3 separate regions of the Homo sapiens genome follow, and all the other regions are linked to region 3. The links are chromatin contacts, found by Hi-C or POLR2A ChIA-PET in ENCODE. All regions are on one chromosome and are shown on one strand. Each heading gives the region's core, a stretch centred on a gene start or an enhancer-like site at or near the end of the contact. The rest is flanking DNA. Distances are from core to core; before and after follow the strand shown.

Evidence for each region. Hi-C counts contacts between places; a loop is a spot of excess contacts on that map. ChIA-PET counts read pairs that join two places held with the same protein, here RNA polymerase II (POLR2A). Pooled maps may share reads with other maps.
Region 1: a loop to region 3 is called in a map of sigmoid colon, with 20 times the contacts of the local background. The contact joins the promoter of TMT1A here to the promoter of TFCP2 in region 3. A Hi-C loop is called at or near these places in 1 of 168 maps with a recorded cell type or tissue (sigmoid colon), 1 of 37 single-sample maps with no recorded cell type and 8 of 50 pooled maps. POLR2A ChIA-PET finds 5 or more read pairs at or near these places in 4 of 52 experiments (CD8-positive, alpha-beta memory T cell, OCI-LY7, activated B cell and 1 more).
Region 2: a pooled map shows a loop between it and region 3 (5-fold over the local background). The contact joins the promoter of SLC4A8 here to the promoter of TFCP2 in region 3. A Hi-C loop is called at or near these places in 5 of 50 pooled maps. POLR2A ChIA-PET finds 5 or more read pairs at or near these places in 2 of 52 experiments (WTC11 and activated T-cell).

Annotation. Positions count from the first base shown.
Region 1 is chr12:50,923,399-50,927,771 of GRCh38, reverse strand. TMT1A (thiol methyltransferase 1A) reads right to left here and starts at 2,757. Exons shown (of 2, transcript NM_014033.4): 1 at 2,236-2,757. The coding sequence starts at 2,733. RefSeq lists enhancers at 1,877-2,420, 3,434-3,643.
Region 2 is chr12:51,423,548-51,427,698 of GRCh38, reverse strand. SLC4A8 (solute carrier family 4 member 8) reads right to left here and starts at 2,868. Exons shown (of 25, transcript NM_001039960.3): 1 at 2,664-2,868. The coding sequence starts at 2,711. It overlaps SLC4A8-AS1 (SLC4A8 antisense RNA 1), which reads left to right and starts at 2,371. Exons shown (of 3, transcript XR_001749147.2): 1 at 2,371-2,459; 2 at 3,100-3,212. RefSeq lists an enhancer at 2,250-2,309 and silencers at 2,420-2,629, 2,900-3,109.
Region 3 is chr12:51,171,191-51,175,504 of GRCh38, reverse strand. It overlaps TFCP2 (transcription factor CP2), which reads left to right and starts at 2,370. Exons shown (of 15, transcript NM_005653.5): 1 at 2,370-3,204. The coding sequence starts at 3,083. It overlaps LOC124902933 (a long non-coding RNA gene), which reads right to left and starts at 950. Exons shown (of 2, transcript XR_007063307.1): 1 at 822-950. RefSeq lists enhancers at 2,048-2,097, 2,190-2,937, 3,038-3,087.

The DNA.
Region 1 (4,373 bases), core at 1,508-4,007, 250 kb after region 3:
CTTAATCTCTCTGAGTCTGTTTCTTTGTCCTAACATGAAGATATGTACTTTAGAGGACTGTTGACAGGGTTAAATGAAAATGTAATAAAGTTCCCTTGTTATATCCAGCAGAGAGTGGGTGCTTGGCAGGAGCTAAGGAAGACTATCACGAATGTGATAACTTTAAGAGTTCAATTGATTTTTGGCACTGGAAAACTGAGATAATAATTACCTGCCTTGCAGCGGTGTTGGGAGATTAGTAACACTGTAAGCAAAACATCTACTAATGTGCCAGTTGGTGCCCAGTCTTAGCATATAAGAACCCAGCATTTGGGTATAAGAATCAGTCCTTTTTTATTTACTACTCTGATATTGAGCCAAGACAGGATTGTATGATTTTCCCTAAACCCTATCTCCAAGTTCTTTTCTTCCTGAGGAACTTCCTCTATTAGAAAATAAAACTGATGGTTGGGCATGGTGGCTCACACCTGTAATCCCAACACTTTGAGAGGCCAAAGTGGGCAGACCACTTGAGCCCAGGAGTTTGAGACCAGCCTGGGCAACATGGCGAAACCTCATCTCTACAAAAATACAAAAACTAGCTGGGTGTGGTGGTGCATGCCTGTAGTCCCAGCTGCTGGGAGGGTGGGGAGGCTGAGACGGAAAGATTGCTTGAGTCCAGCAGGTCAAGGCTGCAGTGAGCTGTGATCATGCCACTGCACTCCAGCCTGGGTGACAGAGGGAAACCCTGTCTCAACAAAAAATGAAAACTGGGGATTACAAAACATGCCTTTCCCCCAGAAGAGTAAATTCAAATGTTAAGATATCCATATCTTCAACTTTGTTCAGAATATAAAACGATTTTAAACTAGCTAAAAATAATAAGGGTAATATGTGAAAACTACATACAGGTATAAAGAATTACAGACTTTACGGAAAGGTTTAAAATGAAAAGTAATTCTTTCCCTGAATCCAATCCCATTCCCCAAAGGCAACCACTGTTAATAGTTACTTGTCTGTCATTCCCATTAACTTATACACATATATGTATCTCCTCTCCCTGCCTCACACAATGGGCATGTGGTGGGCCTACGCTCTACCTAACATTCTGTGGCTTGATTGCTTTTTGTTTTCATTAAACATTATCCCTTGGGGATTTTTAAGTATCAGCACAGATAACTCTTCTTGTTCTTTCTGACAGCTGCACAGTGTTCCTTTATACAATATGACAACTCACTTACATAGCATCCTATTGATAGACATTTCAGTTATTTCCAGTTTGTGCAATTACAAATTCTACTTAATATTCTTGTGTATGGACAAGTTTTTGCATGTGGATAAAAGAGTATGTGTGGTTTAAATTTTGATATTATCAGATACCACCCAAAGAGGGTACCTCTTCTAATGTGTATGGTGGTGTCCAGTCCCCTAAACCCACCCCAACCCTATACTGACCTTAAAAGAAGTCCCTAACAGTATAATAGGTAAAATTAGTATCTCCTTTAATTAACTCTTTAAGTTTGAGCACTTTTGTCCTATAATTGGTTTACATTTCTGTTCCTGTTATTTGCCCATTTTCCCTTTTGTTTTTCTTATTGAAAAATATTGATCTTATTGACATGTAATGTCTTTTAACATGAGGGAAGTTAACCCTTTGTCTATCATCCCTGGCAAATATTTTTTCCAAGCTTGTTTTGTAGTTTAACTTTGTTTTGGGGAGTTTTTTTTTCTTATTCTTTTTTTTCTTTCTTTCTTTTTTTTTTTTTTTTTTTTTTTGAGATGGAGTTTCACTCTGTTGCCTAGGCTGGAGTGCTGTGGTGCAATCTTGGCTCACTTTAACCTCTGCCCCACCAGGTTCAAGCGATTCTCCTGCCTACAGGCACCTGCCACCATGCCTGGCTAATTTTTGTATTTTTAATAGAGATGGGGTTTCACCATATTGGTCAGTCTGGTCTCGAACTCCTGACCTCAAGCGATCTGCCTGCCTTGGCCTCCCAAAATGCTGGGATTACAGACGTGAACCACTGTGCCCGGCCAGGAGGTTTTTTCTTTATAGCAGTTTTAAGTTTTTATATTCAGATTTATCAATCTTTCTCTTTATAGCTTCTCTCCCACGCTAAAATTTTAAAAAATTCTACAGTATTTTCTAGTAGTTTACTTTTTATGTTAAAATGTTTCAGCCACCTGAAATTGACAGGCCTGCCCTCTATGATAATAGCTGCTACTAACTAGTCCTCCTCACACCCTTTCACTCACCGGTCTCAGCACTCTGCACACCTCGCGGAGAATCCGCTCCTGGTTCTTCACAGAGCACAGCACCAGGGTGCAGACCACCACATCCACAGAGCCATCAGCCACCTGGTGCATGTTCTCCCCGGCAGCTACCACAAAGCGCTCAAACTGCAGGTGTCGGTTCTCTGCAATGCTCTTGATCAAAAACTTCTCAAAGTTGGGGTTGGGGTCAATACAGGTCACCCTGCACCCAGGTGGGTAGAACTTGAAGTTGGCCCCCGTGCCACAGCCCACTTCCAGCAGGGAGAGTTTCCCGGAGGGGCCCGCAAACTCCTGCAGGTTACTGAAGAGCTCCCGCTTCTTGCTTGCCATCTGTTCGTTGTATATCACAGTGAACCTCACCAAGAAGTAGGGGAACCATTTTTTGCATATCCAGCTCCACAAGCCCAGAAAGTTCAGCAGGTACAAGGGAAATGTCAGGATGTAAATGGCCAGTCTCAGGATAAAGATGGTAAGCTCCATTGCTCAGAAGGGAAAAAAACAGATCAACAGTTAGAGACCCGACTCCTTTAATTGCAGGAGAGAGGCTTCTGGCCACACTCCAGAGCCAATCAGCTGCAGAGGAGAAAAAGAACTGGCTGTGCTGGAAAGTCAAATCATGGGCAAGAGGCCAATTTTGCCTAATAGATGTTTGGCAGCAGTCGATTCAGCTTAGTTTTCATAAGGCAAAATGAGAAGGTTCCCAGCTTTTCCTCAGAAGGAAAGTGGATTATAATCCTTTATTCCTAATCGATTCCTGTTTCCCCTTCTCTGGGTTTGGAGACAGCTGCTAGCTTCCTGCTAGAGTTTTATAAGCGCAGTGTACTTACACCCCACCGGGCTCTCCAGTGACCTCTAAAAGAAAACAGAATTCGTGGGTGGAGCCTGGTCAAACCACACCAGAAGAGTGCTGCCAAGGCCCCTTTATCATAACACATCCCCCTTACTTCCCCCGCCCAAACCCTGTTTTTTTTTTTTTTTTTTTTTTTTTTAAAAAAAAAAAAAGGAAGTGAAAGGACATGCATGCCCGGCCACAGTCAGCAAGAATTCTCTCTTTTACATTCTGGGCAGAGGCTCTCAGTGTTCACAACTCAACGTTTTTGTAAACCAAAAATAATGTTCTAAGGCCTCTAACCATCTGAATGGACTTTCTCCTTGGCCAGGGCGCTTTTAAAATTTAACTTGAGAGATTGTTTCAGGCCATGAGGGGAAGTGGGGGTCAGATATGCCTCATTATACCTCAAGCCGGCATTCACATCAACGCAGACCTTAAGTACATTTACAATCTATTCTCTCTGAAGCCTGCTACTTGGAGGCTTCATCTGCATAATAAAACTTCAGTCTCCACAACTCTTATTGCAACCCAGACATTTCCTTTCTATTGATCCCAGGTCTTTAGATAAACTCAACCAATTGTCAACCAGAAAAATTTAAAACGTACCTATAACCTGGAAGCTCCCTGCCTCGCGTCGGGTTGTCCTGCCTTTCTGGACTGAACCAATGTATTTCTTAAATGTATTTGATTGAAGCCTCATGTCTCCCTAAAATGTAGAAAACCAAGCTGTACCCTGACCACCTTGGGCACATGTTCTCAGGATTTCCCGAGGGCTGTGTCACAGGACATGGTCACTCATATTTGGCTCAGAATAAATCTCTTTAAATATTTTACAGAATTTGACTCTTTTTGTTGATATTTTAAAATCACTGTTTTGGGCTGTACTTCCCCTTTTAAAACAATTTTTGGCTCAAGGAAGTCAGTTTGTGGGCTGCCCTTCTTTTAAAGGACAAGCCTCAGTCTTCAAAATGTGCCTAACTACTCGATTACTCAGCTAATTTGGATAAAAATATTTCCCAGAATATTCACATTTGGGAGCCAAAGGGATTCAGAAAATAGTTTCAAGCATCCATCCGCTTTTTACAAGAAAGCCCGAATCTGGGCACAGTGGTGGGTGCCCATGGTCTCAGCTACTGAGGAGCTAAGACAGAAGCATACCTTGAGCCCAGGAATTCAAATCCTGTCTGGGCAACATAGTGAGACTCTATCTCTTTAAAAAAAAAAAAAAAAAAAAGAAAGAAGAAAAAGAAAAAGGCCTGAGCTTTAGGGTGGCTAGGGAACACAGAAA
Region 2 (4,151 bases), core at 1,619-4,118, 250 kb before region 3:
TCACTTTACAAGGCCCATCTCCACACAGCCTAGTTAGCACATAGAAGGTTTAATTGGTCATTGCCAGTCAGTTGACTGTCTCTCCCCCAAGTCATCCCCATTTCCTTTCCTCCTTCTACCCTCATTCTCTTTTCCTCCCTATCTCTCAAATTTCCATTTGCCTATTACCTGACTCCAGCCTTCATGAGGTCCTACTGTTCCCATTGTATTCCTTTTCTTCTCCTCACCCTACCACCCAAGAAAGTTTCACAAACTAGATATAAAGGAGATATTTTCTATCCTACTCCAGAAGTACTCAAGAATTACTAATTTCACAGAACACTAACAGAAACCTAAGGGTCATGATGCCCTCAATAATATAACCTGTAAACATTCTGCATGTTAAGGACACTGTATCCTCACATCCATTCCAACCTATTCTCCCCACTGCAGCCAAAGAAATCTTTCAGTAGGAAAATCTGGGCCGGGCACGGTGGCTCACGTCTGTAATCCCAGCACTTTGGGAGGCCGAGGCGGGCAGATCACGAGGTCAGGAGATCAAGACCATCCTAGCTAACACGGTGAAACCCTGTCTCTACTAAAAATACAAAAAATTAGCCGGGCGTGGTGGAAGGCGCCTGTAGTCGCAGCTACTCCGGAGACCGAGGCAGGAGAATGGCGTGAACCTGGGAGACGGAGCTTGTAGTGAGTGGAGATCGCACCACTGCACTCCAGCCTGGGCGACAGAGCAAGACTCCATCTCAAAAAAAAAAAAAAAGAAAAGAAAAAAAAAAGAAAATCTGTTCATGATCTCATTTACTCTCTCATGCCCTCTCTCTCTCTCCCGGTTAGGAGAGACCCCCTCTCTCCCCTTTCCCCTCTACTTAAACCCCTTCAGTGGCTTCCCCTTGTTCCTCAGATAAATGTCAACTTCCTCAGCATGGGCTCCAAATGGCCCTGTGTGTTATAACCCCAGAACACATCTCATATACCATTCCCCTCATCGCTCCTTGTTGCTGCACCACACTGGCCTCATTTCAGGTCTCTAACCAGGTGTGTCCCCCTCTGCCACAGGTCTTTTGTGTAGCTGTTCTCTTTGCCTCTCAGGCCCTGTGATCCCCCTCTTCCCTCAGTTAACATTTATTCATCCTTTAGCTCTTTGCCCAGATTTTCTTCCTTAGCAAAATCTTCTCTGAGACCATGTCTGGAACCACTGTTATACACGCTTATGGCACTGCCTATCTTTCTTCAAAGCATTTATCACAGTTTATGATATTTATTTGTGTGATATTTGATTAAAAATAGTACTTCTCCCCTCCCCCACTAAATGATACGCTCCAGGAGGGCAAGAACATTGCCTATTTTTTCTTACCATTGTATCCCAAACAGAGATTGAATACATTTAATAGGCTTTAAGGGGGTTAGATATGCATTTTCCAAAATCTTAGATATTGTTCTTTTCAGACAGAGCAAGGAAAGAAGGATGTATCTTCTATTAATTGTAGCAAACTATTAACCAGGAAGAAGAGGAGAGAGTCAGTGTCTGATACTCATTTTGTTGCAAACTCAGGATATTTTCCCTGCCTCCTCGGGGAAACCATCCCTGAGGTCAACATGGCACTTGTTTCCAAGACGTGTCATCCTTCCTGAGATGGCCCATTACCCTCTTCAGAGCCCTGTACTTCAGACTTGCCTCCTCTTCCAACCCTCTTTCCAAGGCAGAAACCACACCATCTGATTGCACAGGAAACGGGGAGTGAGAATTCAATGGGCTGCCACTCATTCACTGAGTGTCACACAATAAACATTACTCCACAAAGCCCTTTCACAAACAGCACTTCGTCTGATCCTCAAAACAACCCTGTGAAGCATGCAAAGCAGACATAACTATTCCCATTTTAATAGCTGGGGAAACTGAGGTTCAAAGAGGCAAGTGACTTACTCAAGGTCACAAAGTTTGTGTGAGGCAGAGGTAGGATTTCAAACTACAGACTCTAACACTTAGTCCAATGCTTTTCCTTACATTAGCCGCCCCAACAGTTCCAATACCAGTTACTTAACCTTGGTTTTTTAATTCCCTTAAATAAGCACCTGTTCCTGACCCCTCCACACATCCTCAGCCCAGTTTGCAGTCCCTACCCAGAAGTTTTCAGGTGTCTGTTCAATGGGGCAGAGGGAGTCACAAACCGGGTCACCCTATCAGGGATTGGTCCCAGCCTCCAGAGTCTTTTCTGGCTTTTCCTCTGAACCACTGAGGAACCAGAAACCCCCAGAAATAAAAACACAAAGAGAAGACGTGCCCCACCAGAGCAAGGTCCCTGCTACCCTTTCTGCCCACGTTCTGGCAGGACAACGCGAGGCCAGACGCCGGCCCCTTCCAACAGAAAGACGCGAGGAGAACAAGAGGTCGCCGCCCGCCGGCTGTCAGGGCTCCTGGGCGGGCGGCGCAAGGGATGCGGCAGAGATGGGCCAGATCCCAGGTTCGGCCCAAGGTCACTCTCTCGCAGCCCTGGCCTGGTCCCCAACCGCCCGGAGCGCCCCCTGGTGTCCCGGGCTGGCCTCCCCTCGCCCTCAGGGAGCGGCCTGGGAAGCCTGGGCTCGGGGGCAGAAGGAAGGAGGGTGGGCAGAGGATGAGGAGGCTGCGCCCCGGGGAGGAGCGGGAGGCGCGGGAGGCGGGGCCCTACCTGATAGCTGAGGACGCCGTCCGGCTCGTTACTCCCGGCGGCCGGCATGGCGGAGCCGAACTAGGTCTCCCCCACGGGCTCCAAGCCAAGCATCAGCAGCCCGCGCCCTCTGGTCGGGTCTGAGCAGATCACTCGAACGGCGACCCCCACCCCGGAGCCAACGGTCAACCATCAACCGCCGCCGCCTCCATAGCCACCGGCCCGCGAGGCATCCGCCGCAACCAATCAGCGAGAGGCCTGCGCAGCCAATCAGGGCGCGGAGCACGGGAGGACGCTGTCCGGCGGTACCCTGGGCTACCGCGGGGAGGGGGAGGAGCCGGGGAGCCAACCGCTCCCGGGCCCGGTTGCCTTGGAAACCGCCTCCCTCCCTTCAGGGGCCTCTGGGCGTGAAGGTCCTTCCAACTGCTTGCTAGAAAATCTCTGCTTCTATTTGCAGCTGCACCTGACCCTTGAAAACTGGGAAAGTGTCGGTTTTGCCTATTCTGATTTCATTCCTTGGGAGATGATGTTTAAATTCCGGGCAAACATCCTTCGCGATTGCAGGAGGAGGTAATTGCGGATGAGGGGAGAGGGCCTTCTAAAATTAATTGTTTTTCCTTGAGCTAATGGCCAGATTAAAGAGCATTAAATTGAAGAAGGCAGGCAGTGTCAGGCTCCCTCACAGTCTCACTATGACTTAGGTCTTCTTCTTGAGTCTCAAGTCAGAAGCAAAACACACGGACAGGGTCGAGCTAAGGATGACTGTTGAAGCAATTCCACAAAAAGGCTTCGAACTTTTCCAGGAAATGATCTAAGGCAAACTATTATTTAGCAACAGAACTACTGACTTAACACAAGGTTAGAATATCATGAATAATGCATTAAATTTGATTTGGATTTATAAGAAAAGAGAGGCTGGCTAAAATCGAAGCAACCCTCTCTCCTCAAGAAAAAGAAAGGTACCTTTTGGGTTTTTTTTGTTTTTTTTTTGTTGTTTTTTTTGTTTTTTTTTTTTTTTTGGAGACGAAGTTTCACTCTTGTTGCCCAGGCTGGAGTGCAATGGCGTGTTCTTGGATCACTGCAACCTCCGCCTATCCAGTTCAAGCGATTCTCCTGCCTCAGCCTCCTGAGTAGCTGGGATTACAGGTCCCCACCACCACGCCCGGCTGATTTTTTTGTATTTGTAGTAGAGACGGGGTTTCACCATGTTGGCCAGGCTGGTCTGGAACTCCTGACCTCAGGTGATCTGCCCGCCTCAGCCACCCAAGGTGCTGGGATTACAGGCGTGAGCCATGGCACCCGGCCGTGGGGCCTTTTGTTTTATATGCACTATCATACCAGACTTCAGGTAGGTCCAAATTGGGGTCAGGGGAAGAATTGTTGCAAATAATTCTCAGCCCCTAAAGAAGCTACAGTTGGGGAAGGTAGTCTGATACATGTTAAAACTTTCCACCCCTGCTTACCATCCTTTGTGTTGGTCCTGAAATTGGAAACAAGGTTGGGCTTCAG
Region 3 (4,314 bases), core at 1,121-3,620:
GCGCCTGTAATCCCAGCTACTCGGAGAGGCTGAGGCAGGAGAATGGTGTGAACCCGGGAGGCGGAGCTTGCAGTGAGCTGAGATCGCGCCACTGCACTCCAGCACTCCAGCCTGGGTGACAGAGCGAGACTCCGTCTCAAAAAAAAAATACTCACAACAATTTTAGGGGGAGGTATTATTTTCACTAATTTATGCATTAAAATACTGAGGCTCAGAGATGTAAAGTTACTTGCCTGAGATTACACAGCTAGAGATGGAGCTGATGGTCAAACAAGGCATGGCTCTATCTAAGAGAGGTTTAAAAATACCCTAAGTACAATGCTGGTTTACAAAGGATTTTGACCACCGGGCACGGTGGCTCACGCCTGTAATCCCAGCACTTTGGGAGGCTGCGCCAGGTGGATCATTTGAGGTCAGTTCAGAACCAGCCTGGCCAACATGGTGAAACCCCGTCGCTACTAAAAATACAAAAATTAGCCGGGTGTGGTGGTACACACCTGTAATCCCAGCTACTCGGGAGGCTGAGGCAGGAGAATTGCTTGAACCTGGGAGATGGAGGTTGCAGTGAGCTGAGATTGCGCCACTGCACTCCAGCCTGTTCGAGAGACCAAGACTCTATCTCAAAAACAAAAACAAAACCCAAAAACTTTGAGCCCTCAGATCTCCATGTGACATCTCTCTTTTTGTCTATGAGCCCAGGACCCATTCCTTTATCCACAGTCACACATTTTGAGATAGAACTGGCTCATGGGAAGAAAAGATGGCTTAAAGAGATACTGAATGTCTCCAGAATGAGCTAAGACTTTGATCCTAGGGCTTACCAAGGTAAGACGGCAGGTTTAAGCCTGGAGCCTTCAGAGAGATGCCTGTGGCTGAAACACCCCATACCAGCACAACATGTTGCCATCTTCATGTCAACTTCTCTCTTTTTCTTGGTTCTCTTATTCCTTTTTCATTCCTTTTTAAATTCAATAAACATGTTTAAAAGTCCTGTTGAAAGCAGGAACTATAGTAGGAGATATTTAGAACGCAAGCCTGAAAAAGACCTATTCCTTATTCTTTAGATCAATCTAGTGAGAGAGGCAGATATATACAAAAGTATAAGTCAAGGCAGATTTTAAAAAATTCAGCAACGGAATACAACAATGAACCAAGACTTTCACATAAAGGCAATGTCTTGTAACGAAAAATGCCAGGCTTTGGAATCAGCTCTGAAGCTGGCATGTCAATTTAGCTCCGGCCAATTTAAGGGCTTAGCCTTGGTTTCTTACTGATAAAATAAGAGTCATTAAATTTAGCTTTATAATTCTAATTCCAAGATCGCTTTGAGGACTACTCATAGTGTAATAAAGTTCCTAGCAGTAGTTGATACTTAATAAACAATGGCCATTATTACTCAATCCTCAAAGGAGGAAGGTGGAGCAGATAAAGTTACTCCCACTCCCGTTTACAAACGAGGAAGCTAAATCTGTGACATTAAGCAATTGTTCTGAAGACACCAAAGTAGCAAATGAAGACGCCAGCCTAAACTCTGATTTTCAGATCTTTTAAATTCCAACACCCCATACCAGCACAACAACCTTTTAAAAACCACTGTTTTTTTTTTTTTTTTTTTTTTTTTTTTTTTTTTTTTTGAGACGGAGTTTCACTTTTGTTGCCCAGGCTGGAGTGCAATGGCGCGATCTCGGCTCACTGCAACCTCCGCCTCCTGGGTTCAAGAGATTCTCCTGCCTCAGCCTCCCGAGTAGCTGGGATTACAGGCCCGCGCCACCACACCTAGCTAATTTTTGTATTTTTAGTAGAGACGGGGTTTCTCCATGTTGGTCAGGCTGGTCTTGAACTCCCGACCTCAGGTGATCCGCCCGCCTCGGCCTCCCAAAGTGCTGGGATTACAGGCGTGAGCCACCGCGCCCGGCCTAAAAACCACATTTTTACTGATCTCATGCTTTTCTGTTCAAATGCATTAGAGAGGATGCCGAAGATAAAATGAATATACAGGGAAGTGGGACTTATGCAGGGTCTTGACCTCCGGAGAGGTGAGTTTAAGGAGACAGGAGTATGGGCAGGAGCAAGCGCACACACGTAAGGAGCGTTTGGGAAGCCGTCAAGAGTCCGCCAGGGGTGGAGTGGGTTCATAAGGCTAGAAGAAGGGCTCCTTCCATGGCTCAGGGTGACGACTTGATGGGTAGCGAATACCAGAACTCTGGTAACTACACGGATACACGTTTAAACCCGGACACTTGCACGCCGGGTCCTCCCCGTGATCGCCCAGCCCATCTCGGGGGCAGAGCCGTGGCGCAGCCCGCCTATCATCGCTGCCGAGACTGACGCGGTCTCTTCTTTATAGGCGAACGACAGCGTGACGTCATGTTCGCCGGGCAGGCGAGGAAAGAGGACGCCATGATTGGTTGGCGCTGGGGCGGCGGACGGTGGAAGGGCCTGGCGAGTCTAGGTTTTACGCCTGTGCTGGACTTTCTCCTTCCATGTTTCCAGGCCGTGGGGGGCTACAGAGGGCGAGAAGTCGGCTCAGCGGAAACCTGGATTTGGTTCTAAGCCGTGGGGTTGAGAAGGGGTGACCGGAAGTGATCGTGGGACTGACCGGAAGCGAGGCCTGGAGGGGAAAGAGAGAGCGAGACCTGGGAGGGAGGGGGCCTCCAGCAGAAAGGGGCGGGGGAAAAGGTGCAAAAGCAGCGTGGGAGCGCCGGGCTGGCTTCCTGCGGCTGCTGCTGGTCTGACTGGGAAGCAGCAAGCCACCACTACGAACTCTCAAGAGGAGTGGGAGTGCGGGAGTCCAGAGCTGCCTCTGGGAAGTCTGCAGTAGTTGAGCAAAGGGGTCCTCACGTTCCTGAGAGCTGGGCAGGGGGGATTTTGGAACCTGGGGCAGCCAAGAACGAGCAGCCAAGGGTACGGGAGATTAGTTGTGCACAGAGCAGTGCTGGTCGGGCTTGGGGGTGGCTGGTGGGCACTGCGTGGGAAACCTTGGTTTGTAGTTTTCTTGGTTTGCGTTACTCCTGTTGGGTAGAATTACCCTCCGCGCCTTTGTACAAGACACGGTGTCTCCTGGGGCAAGGAAGGAGCCAGGATGGCCTGGGCTCTGAAGCTGCCTCTGGCCGACGAAGTGATTGAATCCGGGTTGGTGCAGGACTTTGATGCTAGCCTGTCCGGGATCGGCCAGGAACTGGGTGCTGGTGCCTATAGCATGAGGTGAGTGAGATTTTCCCAGACCCTACACCTTCTGAATAACAAAGGCGGATAGACACTAAGAAAAGGGGTTGAGTGGGAAGGAGGTGTATAGAGTTTTAAAAAGCTGTTTACGATTGGGGAAAAGGGACTTGTTCTTTTGTCGCTTTGAGTAGTTAGTGTTGTGGAAGAAATGGAAAAAGCGATTGTAGGCGATATGAAGCCTGTGCAGAATCAGTGGAAGAAGGAAGTGGTCCCTGATTAGTAACCAGATGAATGTTGAGAGGCTTTTGTGCCAATGTGGGAGACTTGGGGACTGATGGTGTATGTGTGGGTAAGTCTGACGTTGTGTGAAGAAGGGTTACATATAGCATAGGAATGGTATCTAGGAAGTTGGGAAATTGGGAGCTGGTGCTTAATGATGAATATTGGTTCGTTTCTTGTTGGAAAGATATGGAAGTCCTTGATGAAGAAGTCCGTACAGCTCTATCTTACCACTAGCTTGCTTTAAGACTTTACTTAATTCTGGGATTTCTGACTTTTAAAACATAAGCTGTGAAATGAAAAAGTGACGAAGAAAACTTAAGATGCTTCTGGATCTTTATGTATCAAGCCAGTTGTTGATAACAGATGAAAAATCTCCTTTCGGCCGGGTGCGGTGGCTCACGCCTGTAATCCCAGCGCTTTGGGAGGCTGAGGCGGGCGGATCACTTGAGCTCAGGAGTTCGAGACCATCGTGGCCAACGTGGTGAAACCCCGTCTCTACTAAAAATACAAAAATTAGCCGGGTGTGGTGGCGCGGGCCTGTAATCCCAGCCACTCGGGAGGCTGAGGCAGGAGAATCGCTTGAACCCGGGAGGCGGAGGTTGCAGTGAGCAGAGATGGTGTCATTGCACTCCAGCCTGGGCAACAAAGTGAGACTCCATTTGAAAAACAAAGCAAAACAAAACAAAAACTCCTTTGAAAGCAACATTATTGCCTATATAACTTGTTGCATGCATTGGCTGCTTCATTCCTCCAGTATAGTTTATTTCATTTATAGATGTGTAAGAATCCTGTATGGAAATGTTGAAACAGCTGCATCTTAGGGGTAGATGGACTATAATTGGGTTTCCTAATGCATTATTAAGACTT